2 separate regions of the Homo sapiens genome follow, and region 2 is linked to region 1. A link is a loop called in an ENCODE intact Hi-C map of the cell type or tissue named here. Cell type or tissue: ascending aorta. All regions are shown on one strand. Links, peaks and the distances in the headings refer to the core of each region. The heading gives the core; the rest is flanking DNA.

Evidence for each region. A loop is a pair of places that touch in the nucleus more often than their neighbours do. Peaks named below come from ENCODE experiments on the same cell type or tissue, not always from the same donor. Only the 100,000 strongest peaks of a DNase experiment are listed, where the experiment ranks them.
Region 2: a loop joins it to region 1, with 2.1 times the contacts of the local background. A loop is called at or near these places in 2 of 110 quality-filtered maps.

What each region holds. Positions count from the first base shown.
Region 1 is chr5:73,310,597-73,315,030 of GRCh38, reverse strand. No RefSeq gene overlaps it. Among named protein-coding and RNA genes, the nearest start is that of LINC02230, 25 kb to the left of the region's middle. In ascending aorta, for the core only: a CTCF peak has its summit at 2,387; a DNase peak (open chromatin) is centred at 2,396; H3K4me3 peaks cover 863 bases; H3K27ac peaks cover 1,748 bases.
Region 2 is chr5:73,415,694-73,420,127 of GRCh38, reverse strand. No RefSeq gene overlaps it. Among named protein-coding and RNA genes, the nearest start is that of FOXD1, 31 kb to the left of the region's middle. In ascending aorta, for the core only: no CTCF peak of the experiment used is centred there; a DNase peak (open chromatin) is centred at 1,677; H3K4me3 peaks cover 1,529 bases; H3K27ac peaks cover 2,188 bases.

The DNA of each region.
Region 1 (4,434 bases), core at 1,071-3,570:
TTCTGATTGTATTTTAAGGCCATTAAAATATTTGTTTAGTGATTTATTCTTCCTGTAGACAGATGTAGGTATCGGTCTATTTTTCACATTACAGTGGAGTTTTCTTTTTAAATATTCTCCTTGGCCTTGCGGTGAAATGCGCAATATGATACTTCCTCATAGTGACACACGTAAAAGCGCTATTCATCAAACAGTATTTTCAAGCATACTTCTCGTTATTCTTTCAAGTACATAAACATAGAAAAACCCTTTACTCTCTTCATAATAGAAAAAGAACCGAAGATGTGGTACAATTCCTGACATGCATGTACTTGGATCTTAAGAACAGAGCTACCATATTTCCCATAAAGTTCTCTCTTGGTCTCTCTCCTTCTCTTCCCACACCAACTGCATAACTGTATTTGGCCCACAGCTAAATCAAGGTAAATGAGACATGACCTATTAAAAAGGAAATGAATAATTCCAGTGAGGGGAAAATTGCATTCCTGACCAGAAGCATGGAAGTCATGGCTTGGATGTATAGGTTTACTCTACCACTTTGCTAGATGATTTTGCTTTTTGGGTGGCATGTCTTCCATCATCAAAATTACCTTATGTAGTCAGCAAAATAAGTCAAATCATGTTGTGGTGCTATCTACTTTAATTTTTTTCAAGGTTCTTTCTAATGGATTCTTTTAAATTAATGGATGCGTATATAGCACTCCTTTTGGAATATTTCTAATTAAATTCTCTAGAACTCGATTTAAATCAGGACTTAAATGATCTGCATGAACAGGCACATGGGTCAGGGCTTTGTGCATAAAACTATCAGTAGAATTCCTCATGTCTTCTGAATGCCAGTGGAGCCAGCCTTGTCCCAACTGTGTGGATGTGGAGGAGGAGGTGGGGTTTGAGAAAGAGCTTATTAAGAGCCTGGCATTTATAGAATTAGTAAAATGCCAGAGATTATGTCTGAAAATAGAGTTTGCAAATTGGAAGTGTCACGTGAGCATTCAATGTTAATAATTATCTTCATTATAATCAAGATTAAGGTGGCTTATCTGGACTTCTTGTTCACATAAAGATGTTTGCTTTAGAAATATGCCTGCTAATTACTAAGCTCTGAATTATAGGTCTGAGATACATTTGAATTTACTCTCTCTACTTTTTTAATGATTAAAAACAACATAACAGCTTTTCAGGCAATTCATATCACCCCTAAACTGGAAACAACTCTAATGTCCAGCCAGAGAAGAGTGGATGAGCAAATTACGGTACATTCATATAATGGAATACTACTCGGCAATAGAAAAGAACTAACTACTGATACACATAGCAACACAAGTGAATCTCAAAAACATGCTGATTTATTAAAAAAAAACAGATACAAAAGAGTACATACTGCATGATTCCATTTATATGAGATCCTAGAGTAGGCAAAACCAACCTATAATGACAGAGGGCAGATTGGGGTTGCTTGGGGCCAGGGTGGGGAATTGCCAGCAAAGGGGCACAAGGGAATTTCTGATTGATGAGAATGTTCTATATCATGATTGTGGAAGTGGTCCTGAGGGTGCACACATTTATCAAAATTCACCCAGCTGCACACTTAAAATGGGCATATTTTATTGTGTGTAAATTTCTCTCAATAACGTTGATTTTAAAACAAGAGCTAAAAACAGCAACAACTAAAACATGACCATGGAGTATGTATTTGAGTCTTGGCAAGTGTCAGATTTAAAAAAATATGCACCAAATGGTTTAGTCATGGTTACTCCAAGGGAATAGAATTTGTAGGGGAGGGATGAGAGGAACGTGTTTTGTTTTGTTTTGTTTTGTTTACTGTATGCCTTTCTCATAAATAAGTATTGCCTTTGTAAGAAGAAGAAGAAAGAAGAAGAAGGAGGAGGAAGAAGGAAAGGAGGAGGAGGAAGACGAGGAGGAAGAAAAAGGAGGAGGAAGAGGAGGAAGGAGGAAGAGGAGGAGGAGGAAGAAGAGGAGGAGGAGGAAGAAGAGGAGGAGAGGGAAGAAGAAGAGGAGGAGGAGAGGGAAGAATAAGAGGAGGAGGAGAAGGAAGAAGGAGGAGGAGGAGGAAGGAGAAGAAGAGGAGGAGAAGGAGGAAGAAGGAGGAGGAGGAGAAGAAGAGGAGAAGGAGGGGGAGGAGGAGGAGGCAGGAGGCAGAGGAGGAGGGGGAGGAGGAGGCAGAGGAGGAGGAGGCAGCGGCAGCATAGTCCCAGATAAGATAATGATACACTGAGAGAAGTTGAAAGAAGTCTCCCTGGTTCTTAGTGTGCTCACACTTATGGTATGGGTTTAGCTGCGTGTGGTTATGTGGTTAAATTAACATCATGCTTCGGGCTTGGAAGGGGCAAGCTTCTAGAAGACTCCCCCGTGTGGAGGCTGTGGTCTCCTAATCTGAGCTGGGCTGTGTTTGCGGAGGCACAGCTTCCCCAAGTGGAAAGTAACAGGCAGCCAACAATTTAGCCCTGAGAATGGCTGGGGGAAGGCTGTGGCAGCGCCATGTAACCCTCCAGGAAGTGACAATCTTAGGATAAGGGCTGGTGGGTCCCTAAGGAGCTTCACTGACCGACCACCCCTTCTCTTCTGTGGATTTTAGCGTTTCCTTTTAAAAAGCTGTCTCATCTCAGCTGGGTTAAGGGGAACCCAGAACTTTTTTTGGTTGTCTCATTTGTTTTGGCATTGAATTTCAGAGAATAGGAGATTGTCTTTGGTGGCCAGCCTTCGTGGTGACTGAAGGCATAAAAATGAGGAGCAAGGAGCCAAGGCTGCTTTCACAGACCCCCACCCCCATCCCACTCCCAAGCAGTTCTTGTTCCCAAGATTTTCTGTGAAAAACGGGGCGCGGGGGTGGAGGTTAGGGTAGGGACGCTTGGTTAAAATTACATGTGCCCAATATAAAACAGTAATTTAAAGATTAGCTTGTAGGGCAGCATGCCTTCCCACATGGCAAGAAGCAAGTCTGGCGGGCCTCTGTCTGTCGGGTGATTTGGAGAAGCCCCGGCCGCGCGCCTCTGCCGGGTAAAGGCCTGGGACTGACTGACCCGTCTGTGTTCAGCCACTTCGGAAACAGAAACTTCCCAGGTGGCATGGGAAAGAAAACACCAACCTAATCCTGAAAGGGTAACTTTAAACCAAAGCCCAACCAAGAAAGAGAGTGGGAGAGAGACTGCCAACCAAGACAGGCCAGAAATAAAAGTTCCATTGTCCTTGTGGGACGGCTCACAGCCGCACCTCCTGTCCGCCTGGCCTGCGCTGCACCCCGACACCCGCGAGACCGCGTTCCAGTGGCAGGCGGCCTTCGTCCTGCGTGCTGCAGCGAGGGCTCACGCTGCAAGGAGATGACACTGCACATCATGAAACAGGAATGCAGCTAACAGCAAACCCGCCAGAAAACATGAATGATGTGTCTGGGAGTGCTGGGTCCATGGGCGGAGGGCGGGGTAAGAAAAGGAGGGGAGCGGGGGAAGGGGAATCATCCCAGCTCAGCTGCAGCTGAGGACAGAGACCCTGCCTTCAGGAGTGAGACAGGTCCTAGGAGATTTTAGTGGCTGCAGGCCAAACGGAGCCACTCAGAAGGATCTCCTCCAGCCAAAGTGCAGGCAGCCGCTCACCCTGGGGGCTGAGGCTGTCTAGGGCAGCCATTTGCTTAATAAAGATCCCTTGAGGTTGGCGGGGTGACTCATGCCTGTAATCCCAGCACTTTCGGAGGCCAGGGCTGCAGGAGGATGGCTTGAGGCCAGGAGTTTGAGACCAGCCTGGGCCACTCAGCTAATTTTCTTAGTTTTTGTAGAGAGAGGGTCAGGCTACAAAAAATAAGAAAATTAGTTGAGTGTGATGGCGGTGCCCGCCTGTAGTCCTAGCTACTGGGGAGGCTGAGGCAGGAGGATTGCTTGAGTCAGGAGGTTGAGGTTACAGTGAGCTATGATTGTGCCACTGTACCCTATCCTGGGCGATACAGCAAGACTCTGTCTCAGTTTAAAAAATGTCTTGAAAGGATAAAAATCCCCAAATTAAAGGTTTTAAAAATAAAAGAGTGGCTAGACCATTAACAGACTGACAAAGTAGAAAGAGCCTGGGATGCAAGGCAGGAGCCATGGATTTTAGTCTCTGACTCTGGATAAGTCACCTGTCAGCTTTGGTTTTGACACCAGTTACAGTGAATGGGTTGAGCCCAGCATCTGCCATCCCTTCTGGATCTGGCCTTCCGAGATTCTGTGAGCACAGGCCTCCTGGGTCCAGAGAAGGGGGTTTCCTCACAGACCCTTCCTTCCCTCTGGTTATCTCATTCTCCCCACTGCTTTTCAGAGATCTCTGAGGTTTCGGCCAGCTGGGAAATCACCCTGTTCTTTGACTGAAACCCACTCAAACCCAAAGCCATAACCTAACCCCTCAAACTGGACGAATATAGAGGTGTGGAGCTTGGTGAGCTTGAGG
Region 2 (4,434 bases), core at 677-3,176, 110 kb before region 1:
CAATAAGCCCCAACCACACTTGGCTCCGTCACAAACCTAATACGGCAGCCCATATTGTTGCTCGGGAAGTCTCCAGCCAAACCGAGTTCTTGTAAAAATAAATACTCATCAGCAAATATTTTGATTAGTTAAAAATGTTCGAGATGGCTAACCCCTCGCTCCCCTCCTTTCACGGTGCGAACGCGAAGAGGCTCGGCTCCGGGGGGCGGGAGAGCAGTACTGCGCCCCCCGCTTCGGTGTGCGCCAGGCCTGCGGACGCCCGGGAGGCTCGGCGCGGCGGGGCTCGCTCGGCCTCGAGGGCGCGCGGTTCCGAGGGCCTGGGAACGCGAGCGCAGGCAGCCGGGCCTCGCCCTCCCCCGGGCCGCCCGCAAGAAGCCGCTCGCAGCCTCCATACACTTACTTGCCTGCCTTAAGCTCTTTATTAACTCCCCCAGAGGAGCGCCGGCTGCGGCCGCGCCTCCTGCGCCCCGGTGGTCTGGCTCCTCCGCGCGGCGCACATGCTAAACAGATTAACATGCCTTGGCTGACCCACGCTTCGCAACCCGCGGATAGGGTTTCTGCAGCTCCATGTGGAAATTAACCTATCTGTACCCGTGGTCAGCTGCGCCCGGCCGCTCCCGCGCCGGCCCGGCAATCCAAACAAACCAGGCCGCTGGCTCCCTTTGTTACTCTTGGCGCCCCCTCCCCACTACCCGGCCAAATATTTATTGGAAAAGAGGTTCTCTTCTTTGGCCGAAGGTAGGGCACATTTCTGAGAGCTCTTTATTTGTAAATGATTTTTGTCAGGGCCAGCCAGGCACCCTTAGGAGGGGGTGGCAGGGAGCTGAAACTCAGGACTGGAAGGTTTCTAGCCCTCCGCTGGCAGGGAGCTGTTTATGTTTGCACAGGGCACCCGAGTCCTGGTCATTAAAAATGTATGCACTGCCCACATTTTGCTTTTGTAACAGCCCCTCTGTTTAATGTAGTTGTTTGCTTTGTTCTAGGGCAAGTTTATTCCCTCTCCCCGACCCTCAATCTCTGCCTCCCATTCACACCCGGTAAACAAAATGAGGGGACTCTTCTAGGTTTTCTTACTTAGAGGATCAGAAAAGGTAAGCTCAGAGGCTGGTGGGTACCAGCCCGAGGCCAAGTGCTAATCGCAACAGCATCTGCCTTTCAACCGCTGCCTCTTCCAGCAATTCAGGATTGCTAATGAATTTCTAGTTCCTTCGTTAAGCATTCTGCTCTTATTATTTCATATCCCCGTTTCCTAAATTATTATTCATATTATAATTCTGTAGAGGCAGTTCAGCTTTTCCCTACATACTGCATGCGGGGGTCTGTGTCAGTTGGGTGGGGCTTCTATGGTGAATACTGCCCAGGAAAACGAATGTGGCTTTTCCTATTCCTTTCCCTGGCGTTGGTCATGAAATATTCCATTGTTTGGGAACCCTAAATGACTATTTCTGAGATGGCTGCAACTCCATGATGCATCCATGCTTTGACTTGTCTCCTACTCAAAATGAGCCCAGGCTGTTTGATGTTGCCGGCTGCGTCATCGTGCCTCACTGGCTTCTAGCAGTGTCACATCACTGCCTGGCTGGCTTGGTGTTTTGAGGGTTGTTTCTCAAGGCCGGTGGCAGCCATCCATCTCACTTGCATTTACTTTCCAGGCAGCCCTCACTGCAGTGCAGTGCCCTTTGCTGTCTTGGTATCAGTGAACTGTGTGAGACTCACAGGGCTGACCTGGCACTGATCAAACTGTGTGATGGCAGCCTCCATGTGGCGGGTCCCAGGGGACCTACAGTCAGCAAGAAGGTTGGGCACAACTGCCCCTTAGCAGATCATCGTTTGCCAGCCTGCTGAGTGACAGGCTCACTGTGTTGATTCATTGTGCCCTTTCTTTCAAGTGCTGTATTTCTTGGATGGATGGCATGTCCCTGAGGTAGAAAAAGCTTTCAGAGTTGCAAGCTTCCAGAAATACAATCAGGAACCAATTGGCAGCATATTTTAGGTGGTTTCAGTCTGACACTGAGGAGATGAACTAGAATTGGCCCTGATAATGCACGCATAGCGAAGAACTGTGTGGAAACTAAGCTATAATAAATGTGCTGAGAAAAAAGGAAAGCATGGTCCCCCGCAATACATATTGCTGTAGGAGTAAAACCTAGATTCTCCTGCAAAGGCAACAGAAACCTTTAAGCTTGAAAAGAAAAAAATTAGGCCCAAGGTCCAAGGCAACACAAGGCCTTAGTCAGTCAAGAGCTGGTGGTTCTTTTTCCCTCTGGTGTGAAGAACGTCTCAGAATTCCTCCCAGCTCTGGAATTGTGGTGTTTAGTCAGAGGCTCACTGTTAGAGCATTTCTCCATGTTTCCCACAAGGCAGCCGGCATCTTGATTTCTGGTCATCCTTTCTTCCCCCTTCATCAGCACCTATACTCGATATTGTCCATATGGATCATGTGTGTGGGAACACACAAGTTACAGCAACTTTTGTCTTTTGTCGTGAAGGGCTGACAGGGCAATAAACACACACAGCCTCCCTCCTCCAGGAATTCCTCGTCCTCCCTGTGTGGCTCTGGCCCTGTGGATAATATCATTACAGGACTAAACAAATAAACAGTCGATCCGAATCAACCAGGAGGCACTGGGGACTATACAGTTCCTCTCTGCAAAGATGATACAAGTAAATTTACACTCGCAGCTTGGAAGTGCTCCAGCGGCTATGAATAGCTGTTCAGTTCTGTCAGGCTGGGGAGGAGCTGGGGCACTGGGCTGACCCCCCCAGCTCTGTCTTTGCTTCAATCAATGTGAGCTTTCAGGGTTCTGTTTTCCTTACTATCCTTAACTGGGAACACTGAGGACCAGTCACACTTTTTATGAACCCTGAGCTCAAAGAAGCAGCTTTTACTACAAAGCTACAAAGTTAACATATTAAACCCAATGACATGGATGAAAGGTTAACACACTTCTGCCAGCCTGGAGCATCCCCTTTGAATGTGACTTCCTGCATTCAGGCTGTTGCTGCGGCTGCAAACACTGCTGCCATCACCTCTGCCATAGCCCCTTTGGACAAGCGCATTGATTCATTCCACTTCAGCACAAGAACAGAAACTGACTGACCATAGTCACAGCCACACGAAACGCTTACTCTAATCCTGACCAACAAATTCTAAACAACAAATGGATTAATATCCTTTTTTTTTCCATTGGAAAGAGTCAGTTACAATGATAACGTGAATACCACCTGCAGTTCTCTTTTTCCAGGTTTAAAGATGAAGCTTTCTTGTTTCCTGTCTCTATATTCTCTATATGTGTCAACAGTTCTTAGGACATGTGAGACTTTTTTTTTTTCTGTTGCCTGTTCTTCTGACCGAAGACTGATTTTTTTTTTTTTTTGGTCTATAACTCTGCCTGCAACCGTTTGATAGTTCCATGTGTGTTGAAAAAGAAAAAAGACTGAAAAGATATATACCAAAGCATTAACAGTGTTGGTGGGATTATACTTTTTAAAACTTTAAAAAATATTTCTCTGCTTTCCCCCAATTTTGGTCCAAGAGTGTGTATTACTTTTAGAGTCAGATTAAAAAGTATTTAAAAGGTTATTTTTAAACAACATTTGTCCTCTTGTGGTAAGCTCTAATTTCTGTTTGGTAGGGCCCATACTCAGTAAAGGTAACCTCAAGGCATGGAGTTACTGGCCTCTCTGGTTTATGTGTTCAAAACTAGGGATTAGGCATTCAGAGGGTTTGCCTACAATTTCTTCAGGAAGGTAGAGTTGGGCAAATAGAAGGAAAAAGCAAATAAAACAGATAAAAGTTTGTCTTTTGTGCTTTTTTTTTTAAAAGAATAAGGCAGCATTACTTTTGACAGCTGCTTTCTGTATTTATGACCCACTCAAGAGCCCTGTAGCAAACAACTGTATCTTCTTCAAGTTCCCAGAGACTTGCACATGTGAGCCCAGGTTTGGGCAGTATGTGTTTTTTACATCTGTTGAACTTCAAGAGTTCTGGGGTAAACATGAAGGAATGATGTAGCTTCTGGGAACTAACAGAAGGCCCACCCAGTGCTGAGGGACTGTAAGGAACCACCTGTGGGCCCCAGGTGAGCGGAACCTTCTGCAGCTTCTCTGAGATCCGGGTTGTGGGGAAAACAAATCAAGGAGCTAAGCAATGGGAAGTGGTGAGGTGAAACACACACAGACTTGGCATTGCCTGATTTGGCTTCCAGGTGCATGTCTGCCACTGAATTACTGTGAGAACCTGGGTAAGTCACTGATCTTTCTCTGGACCTCAGCTTCTTCATTTCAAATGAAGAGGTGGGTGTGCCGATCTCAGGTCAGGTCTGTGAGTCATCTCCTGTTTCGGAGTGCATGAAGATGGCTGCAGCAGATCACATAAGTCTTGAAGCATTGACTATTCCGAATGCCCAACACCCCGATTCCAACTATTCAAGG